Linked DNA regions of Homo sapiens: region 2 is linked to region 1. A link is a contact called in ENCODE Hi-C or POLR2A ChIA-PET data. All regions are on one chromosome and are shown on one strand. Each heading gives the region's core, a stretch centred on a gene start or an enhancer-like site at or near the end of the contact. The rest is flanking DNA. Distances are from core to core; before and after follow the strand shown.

Region 1 (3,149 bases), core at 178-2,677:
TTTTTAAAACTTAGAATTTATTTGGATTTGTTTGAAGTTAGGTTTCATGGGAGGAAATGCTCTCATTATTTGTATAACATTTTTTTGCAACCTATCTGTGAGAGGTCTGAGTGTTAAATAAAAAAAAATTCGGAGTTATTTGTATATATGCATGTATTTGTGTATGAAACAAATACCAGCAAATACTTATTGACTATACCAATCTCATACATACCCTTGCATTCTCCCATGGCTGTCTAACTTCAAACCTGTGCCTTACAATGCATATCCATCTTTGCTTTTAGGTACAGTTTCACCACGGTTTTTAATCATCAAAAAAACACAAACAGATAAACAATAAAAAAAAAGAGGGTTTTGTTTTTGTTTTGAGACAGAGTCTCACTCTGTCACCCAGGCTGGAGTGCAGTGGTACAATCTCAGCTCACTGCAACCTCTGCCTCCCGGGTTCAAGCGATTCTCCTGCCTCAGCCTCCTGAGTAGCTGGGACTACAGGCGCACCACCACGCCCGTCTAATTGTTGTATTCTTAGTAGAAATGGGGTTTTGCCACATTGGCCAGGCTGGTCTCGAACTCATGACCTCAGGTGATCCCCCTGCCTCGCCTCCCAGAGTGCTGGGATTACAGGTGTGAGCCACTGCACCTGGTGCCCAGTGAGGTTCTTTATAAGAACAAAACTGAATGTAAACAGTTACGGGACCAGATGCGGTGGCTCATGCCTGTAATTCCAACACTTTGGGAGGCCAAGATGGGAGCATGACTTGATCTCAGGAGTTTGGGACCAGCCTGGGCAACAAAGTGAGATCCCGTCTCTATAAAAAAAAAAAAAAAAAAAAAAAAAAAGCACCATAAGCGAAATAAAATGATGATTCAAAGACTATTTTGCATTCAAAACTAATTTCTAATCAATCCTTATCAGGTAATTATTCTTTCTGCTTCTTCAATCTGCTAAATACAAGATGTCAAAAGTGAGTAGTTTCAAATGTTTGATTCTGCTTTTGGTAGATCGTAAACTTGAGTAGGTTACATAACCCCTTTAAGATTCTTTTCCATCATGTGTAAAACGTAAAATGCAACTAAATAGTTTATTGGAAATATGTTCTGAGAATGGTTTAATGTATAAACATATAGGGTATTTAACACCTAATTAGTGCTCAAAACCATTAAGAAACATATTGAGGTAGATAGGACATAAGCTATTCATTATTAGTTACAGTGAGTTTGCAGACTGAACTTTAAGCTTTCACGGAAATCTCCGGACTCTGATATGACCCTGGACCCCTGTGAGACCTCAGTCATCAGTACACTTTATGTGTAACAGGTGTGGCTGACACATCACACCGTATGGTACAGAATGTTTCCAACCACAGAGTTGCTGCTGCCTAAAATAACAGTTAACACCTACACTGGTCTTGGTGTGGCCGCAGGATGTTGGGGATAAAGTGGATGGGTAATGGGTAGAGGAAATGGCGTGTCTGGCGAAAACAGTAAGATGCTGTTGCAAACAATATTGGGAGTTGAAGCAATTTACCTGGGCAAAAAGCAGAAGACACAGCTTAAGGAGGAGAGAAGAGACCAGAACTGAGGTTTACAAGCATGGATGTGGCTGATCACTAGCACTGTAGCTGCGCTATTTTTGTTATTCCAGCAAGTGTAAACATAGGAAACATTACTAAACTTAGAGCTGTGACAATATTTACCTGTTAAGAGAAGAGGAGGGAATAGGAAAGAGTCAATCACAAAGAAAAAATAACATAAGAATCATAAAGCATTGACTGGACTGTAAATACTAGTCATATTTTCTATGAGATGATTTTTAACTGGAATTTTCTTCGGATAATGTGCTTAGAGATAGCGTGTTTTGTAGGTGGAAATAATGGGCAGGTAAAGACACACAAAAAAAACAACTTTAAGGTACCATGAAGAAAGATGTTAAATAAAACCATGTGAAAAATTATCCTGGTGACTATTGATACACAAAGGACTTATTTCATATTGGAAGCTTAAAGAAAGGAATGGTTTGTCCCTGAGTTATTTCAGAACCCTTATCATGACAGAATGGTGACTGTAACAGGAATTTTTCAGACTAGACATAAAGATGGTTCACATGAGAGGAAAAGAAAACTAGCATATGGCAAAAATAATTTCTAGAATAAACGTGACTTGACTGGCTGTGGTTTTACAGACTGTTTTTAAAAGAAGGAACCCATTTTTATCAGTCACACGACTCTCTACTTAAATTTCAATTTTAGCAACAACACAATCTAAAGGTAAGAATTTATTTTATAAATAGTAGTAAAGAATTTTGAAAATACAGAAATGATATTTTACTCCAGGTTAATATGCAACATTGCTAGCATGGTACACTGGCAACATCAGTAGAGCCAGATAATGAAGAGAAATCTCACAGGAATAGGGCATAGATTGTTCTTTTATATATAGTTCTCTCACCATACATCTAAAAACTTTTAAGTGGAAACTAAATGATGTGTAGGATACAGAGACCCTAATTTCTTTTTTTTTTGAGATGGAGTTTCGCTCTTGTTGCCCAGGCTGGAGTGCAATGGCACGATCTGGGCTCACCGCAACCTCCGCCTCCCAGGTTCAAGCAATTCTCCTGCCTCAGCCTCCTGAGTAGCTGGGATTACAGGCATGCACCACCATGCCCGGCTAATTTTGTATTTTTAGTAGAGACGGGATTTCTCCACGTTGAGGCTGGTCTCGAACTTCTGACCTCAGGTGATCTGCCCGCCTTGGCCTCCCAAAGTGCTGGGATTACAGGTGTGAGCCACTGTGCCTGGCCCAGAGACCCTAATTTCTTATCTGAAATTTGTGGAGAGAAATGTACTTTAAAATTTATTAGTTTTTATTTTAAAATATATGTGTTTATACATACATGAATTAACAGCCTCATTGGCATTTGATGATTCACGCTATAACCCAGCACATTAATATTTCCACAGCAAAATGTATAAAACAAAAACTATGATTAGCTAAGTTCAGGTTTTGGAACCAAACTAATGAAAACATTTTGTTTACAGAGATTTGGTTTTTAGCCTTATGGATAAAGAACTGGGGACTTATCTCCTGTGTCAGTATGTGGATTAAATTATACTCAATTCTTTGTTCAAAACACCTATTCCCCACTTACT
Region 2 (3,149 bases), core at 344-2,843, 270 kb before region 1:
AGAAACATAATGCATAATTCGGTCTAGTTTTTATTCTATAAATATATAAGGAAATCCTGCTATTTGTGACAACATGGATAAACTTAGAGGACACTATTCTAAGTGAAATAAGCCAGACGCCAAAACACAAATATTGCGTGATCTCACTTGTATGTGGAATCTAAAAAAGTTGAAGACACAGTAACAAAGGGTAGAGTGGTAGTTACCAGGGGTTGGGGGCTGGGGGAGAAGTTAGTCAAACTTTTAGTTAGAAGATGAGTAAGTTCTGGAGACCTAACGTACAGCATGGTGACTATAGTTAATAATAAGGTACTGTATACTTGACATTTGCTAAGAGCAGGTCTTAAGGGTTTTTAACCCCACACACACAAAATGGTGGCTAGGTGAGGTCATGGTTATGTTAACTTCATTGTGGTAATTGTTTCACAATGTATATGTATATCAAAACATCATGTACATTTTAAATATATACAATTTTTGTGAATCATGTCTCAAGCTGGAAAAAACCAGTGAGATGCTATATAAATGATTAAACATATTCCCATTTTGCATTTAGGTTAAGAAAGAATTTTATATTCAGGTATATCCTTACTTTTGAACTACAGCCAACCTCTGATCATTTAACTTTTTAGTTTCCCATTTTTATTTATCCCACCCAGGGTATTAATGGTAGGGATTCTTCACAGCTGTGACTCATTTGCTTCCAGCGCCAGCACCAGGGAATTTCAAACTTTATTTGGCATAAGAATCACCTGGAGAGCTTGTTAAGCTGCTGATTATTGGGTCCCATTTCAGAGTTTCTGATTCAGTGATTCTGGCGGAGAGCCCAAGAATTTGCATTTTTAACAGTTCCCAGGTGATGTTTCAGTTGCTGGTCCTGGAACCACACCTGGGGAACTTTTGCTCTAGTTTATTTTCAGTTATTTCTCACTGAAAGTACTAATGATGTAGACCAATACTCTTTGGTCAATCTGAAAATTCCTCCCTTGGACTTGCTTTCTCTGGCAGAAAAATACTCTGTTATTTCTTCAGACAAAGCCCCAATTGGCCTTTTCTTTCCAGAGCCTTATTTTCTGATTAAATGTTTTTTTCCCCTAATAGAATCTGTTTTCTTCCCTCATTAAGGTTCACCTCTTCTTGCTGTCTGTAGTGACAGACGGTCCCTGCTTTCCTGCCTCTTACGAGAATCCCACTTGTGAATGAAGAGTTCAGTTCAGCTTTATCTTGACCAGGTGCGAGACTGCCCCTTTGTGATTCTCAATCCCACACAGGGTGTCCAAGTTTCCTATCTTCTCCTCGGGGGAGCTTAAAAGTGTCCAGAACTGTTGAAGTGGCAAGTTGTCCACAGGTGACAGATAGTAGAAAATGCATGACCTTATTTCTGTCCCATCGTGTTCAAAGGTTCTCTTGTTAGTTAGCACCCACTACCACTTCATTTTGCACTCCGCTTTTCTGCCTTCCCCTTCCCAATGCCTGGGGGAAAGAAAACATCGGGTTCAACAAGTGAACTTTTACTTCAGACTCTTCATAGTATTTTCTTTGCAAATTATCGAAAAAGAGTGCCTGGCTAGGGCATGAAAGAGAGGGAGGGAAAAACCCTGAGAATAAGAAAACCACTGGGCTGTTATCCCTCTAACTCTGTCTCTCTAGATTTGGATATTAATTCATACATACATTTGTTCATTCATACCTTCATTCTTTCCACAAATATTTATTGAGCCCTGCATGCCTTTTGCTAACACTAACCACCACTTTTTAAGAGATCGATTTCCCTCTACATATACTATTTTCTAATTAAGTTCAAATGGTATACATTATATATTAAACATATATATGCATATTAAACATATATTTAAATGTGCACTAGTACAATTTATATGTAAGGAGTGTGTTTAGCGTGTATGTGTTTTAGATTTTACTTGTAATCTCCAATCAAAGATGATGTAGAATTGATCTATGATACAAATATACAGGTGTTTTTGTTTGTTTTTATCTCAGAATCACCAAGAGTTAAAATATCTTTTTTTTTTTTTTGCTTTAAGGTGCTATATTTTATTGAACACATTTCTGGAGTTTCTCTACAATGTTCTCCAGTTATTGTGTGCTCTTCTTTATGTGTCTACCTGATAATACATATGACACATGAAATTTTACAAATGTGTTTGTCCAATATTCTCAAAGGCATGACAACATGCAGATTAAATATCTGGAAGCCAAAATGAAATATTTTTAGAAATTGTTACATAAAAGCACAAAGAAGACAAATTACACCATTTGTAATTACTTAAAAATTCTTTTAAAGAGTACTTAAAATACTTTTAAATACCCTTCCAGTCATTTTTAAATTTAAAAAAGTTTGTTTAATTAAACAAACAATTGCTTCTTAAAATACATTATAGATTCTATACGAAAAATTGCAGGTAATTATACAGGAAAAAGTTTTTTTTTAATCCAAAATGTTATATGTAACCAAGAAATAGTCATTGTGATTATACAATCTATTAATGTATTATAGTTGGATATATATACAGATGAATAAGTAGAATATTAGGACAGAAAAGCATTTAGTAAAATAGGATTATACTATACATATTGTGCTTTAATTGTAAAAAAACTATTAAATTTTACATTAGCAGGATCTAGTAGAAAATAAGGCAGAAAATTAAACTAAATGAATTAATATTTAGAATTAATGTTTCTTTAACATAAGACACTATTTCCTAAGTTTTCCCTTTTAAGATTAAGAGAAATACTATTTTTATAAAGATTTTGAAGTCACTAGACTTTTATTCTTTTAAAAATATGTTTTACTTGTAGTAAAGATTGTTTCTCTGGTATGAAAATGTGAAGACTTCGATATTTTCATGTCTCTTTCCTCAATGTCCAAATTTATTAATTTTATCATTATTTTTATTGTCTTTATGTGGATATTCATATAAAATTAGTCATTTTCAGATTAATAGTATCAATTGTATTTAAATCAATTTAAGATCATCACTATTAATTTTCTATGCCTGATTTTATTTTGATTCAATTTTTAAGTTAAAAGGTGTCATGGATTCTTCTTATTTTATAAGCATATGAAATAAAATTATATAAAGTATAGCCTACAATTCACTTAGTAGAGTGCCCTCATTGAAAATCATCCA

The links. A loop is a pair of places that touch in the nucleus more often than their neighbours do. ChIA-PET counts read pairs that join two places held with the same protein, here RNA polymerase II (POLR2A). Pooled maps may share reads with other maps.
Region 2: a pooled map shows a loop between it and region 1 (2.0-fold over the local background). The contact joins two enhancer-like sites. A Hi-C loop is called at or near these places in 5 of 50 pooled maps. POLR2A ChIA-PET finds 5 or more read pairs at or near these places in 3 of 52 experiments (GM12878, activated CD8-positive, alpha-beta memory T cell and activated T-cell).

Annotation. Positions count from the first base shown.
Region 1 is chr12:10,284,354-10,287,502 of GRCh38, reverse strand. The region is part of intron 1 of LOC105369656 (a long non-coding RNA gene); the gene reads left to right. It also overlaps a transcript of KLRD1 not described here. Among named protein-coding and RNA genes, the nearest start is that of KLRD1, 22 kb to the left of the region's middle. Within about 2 kb of position 1,427, at least 3 of the 41 ENCODE cell types and tissues checked have a DNase peak (open chromatin) inside an H3K27ac peak, as active enhancers do.
Region 2 is chr12:10,555,660-10,558,808 of GRCh38, reverse strand. The region is part of intron 1 of LINC02446 (long intergenic non-protein coding RNA 2446); the gene reads right to left. Among named protein-coding and RNA genes, the nearest start is that of LINC02446, 3.9 kb to the right of the region's middle. Within about 2 kb of position 1,593, at least 4 of the 41 ENCODE cell types and tissues checked have a DNase peak (open chromatin) inside an H3K27ac peak, as active enhancers do.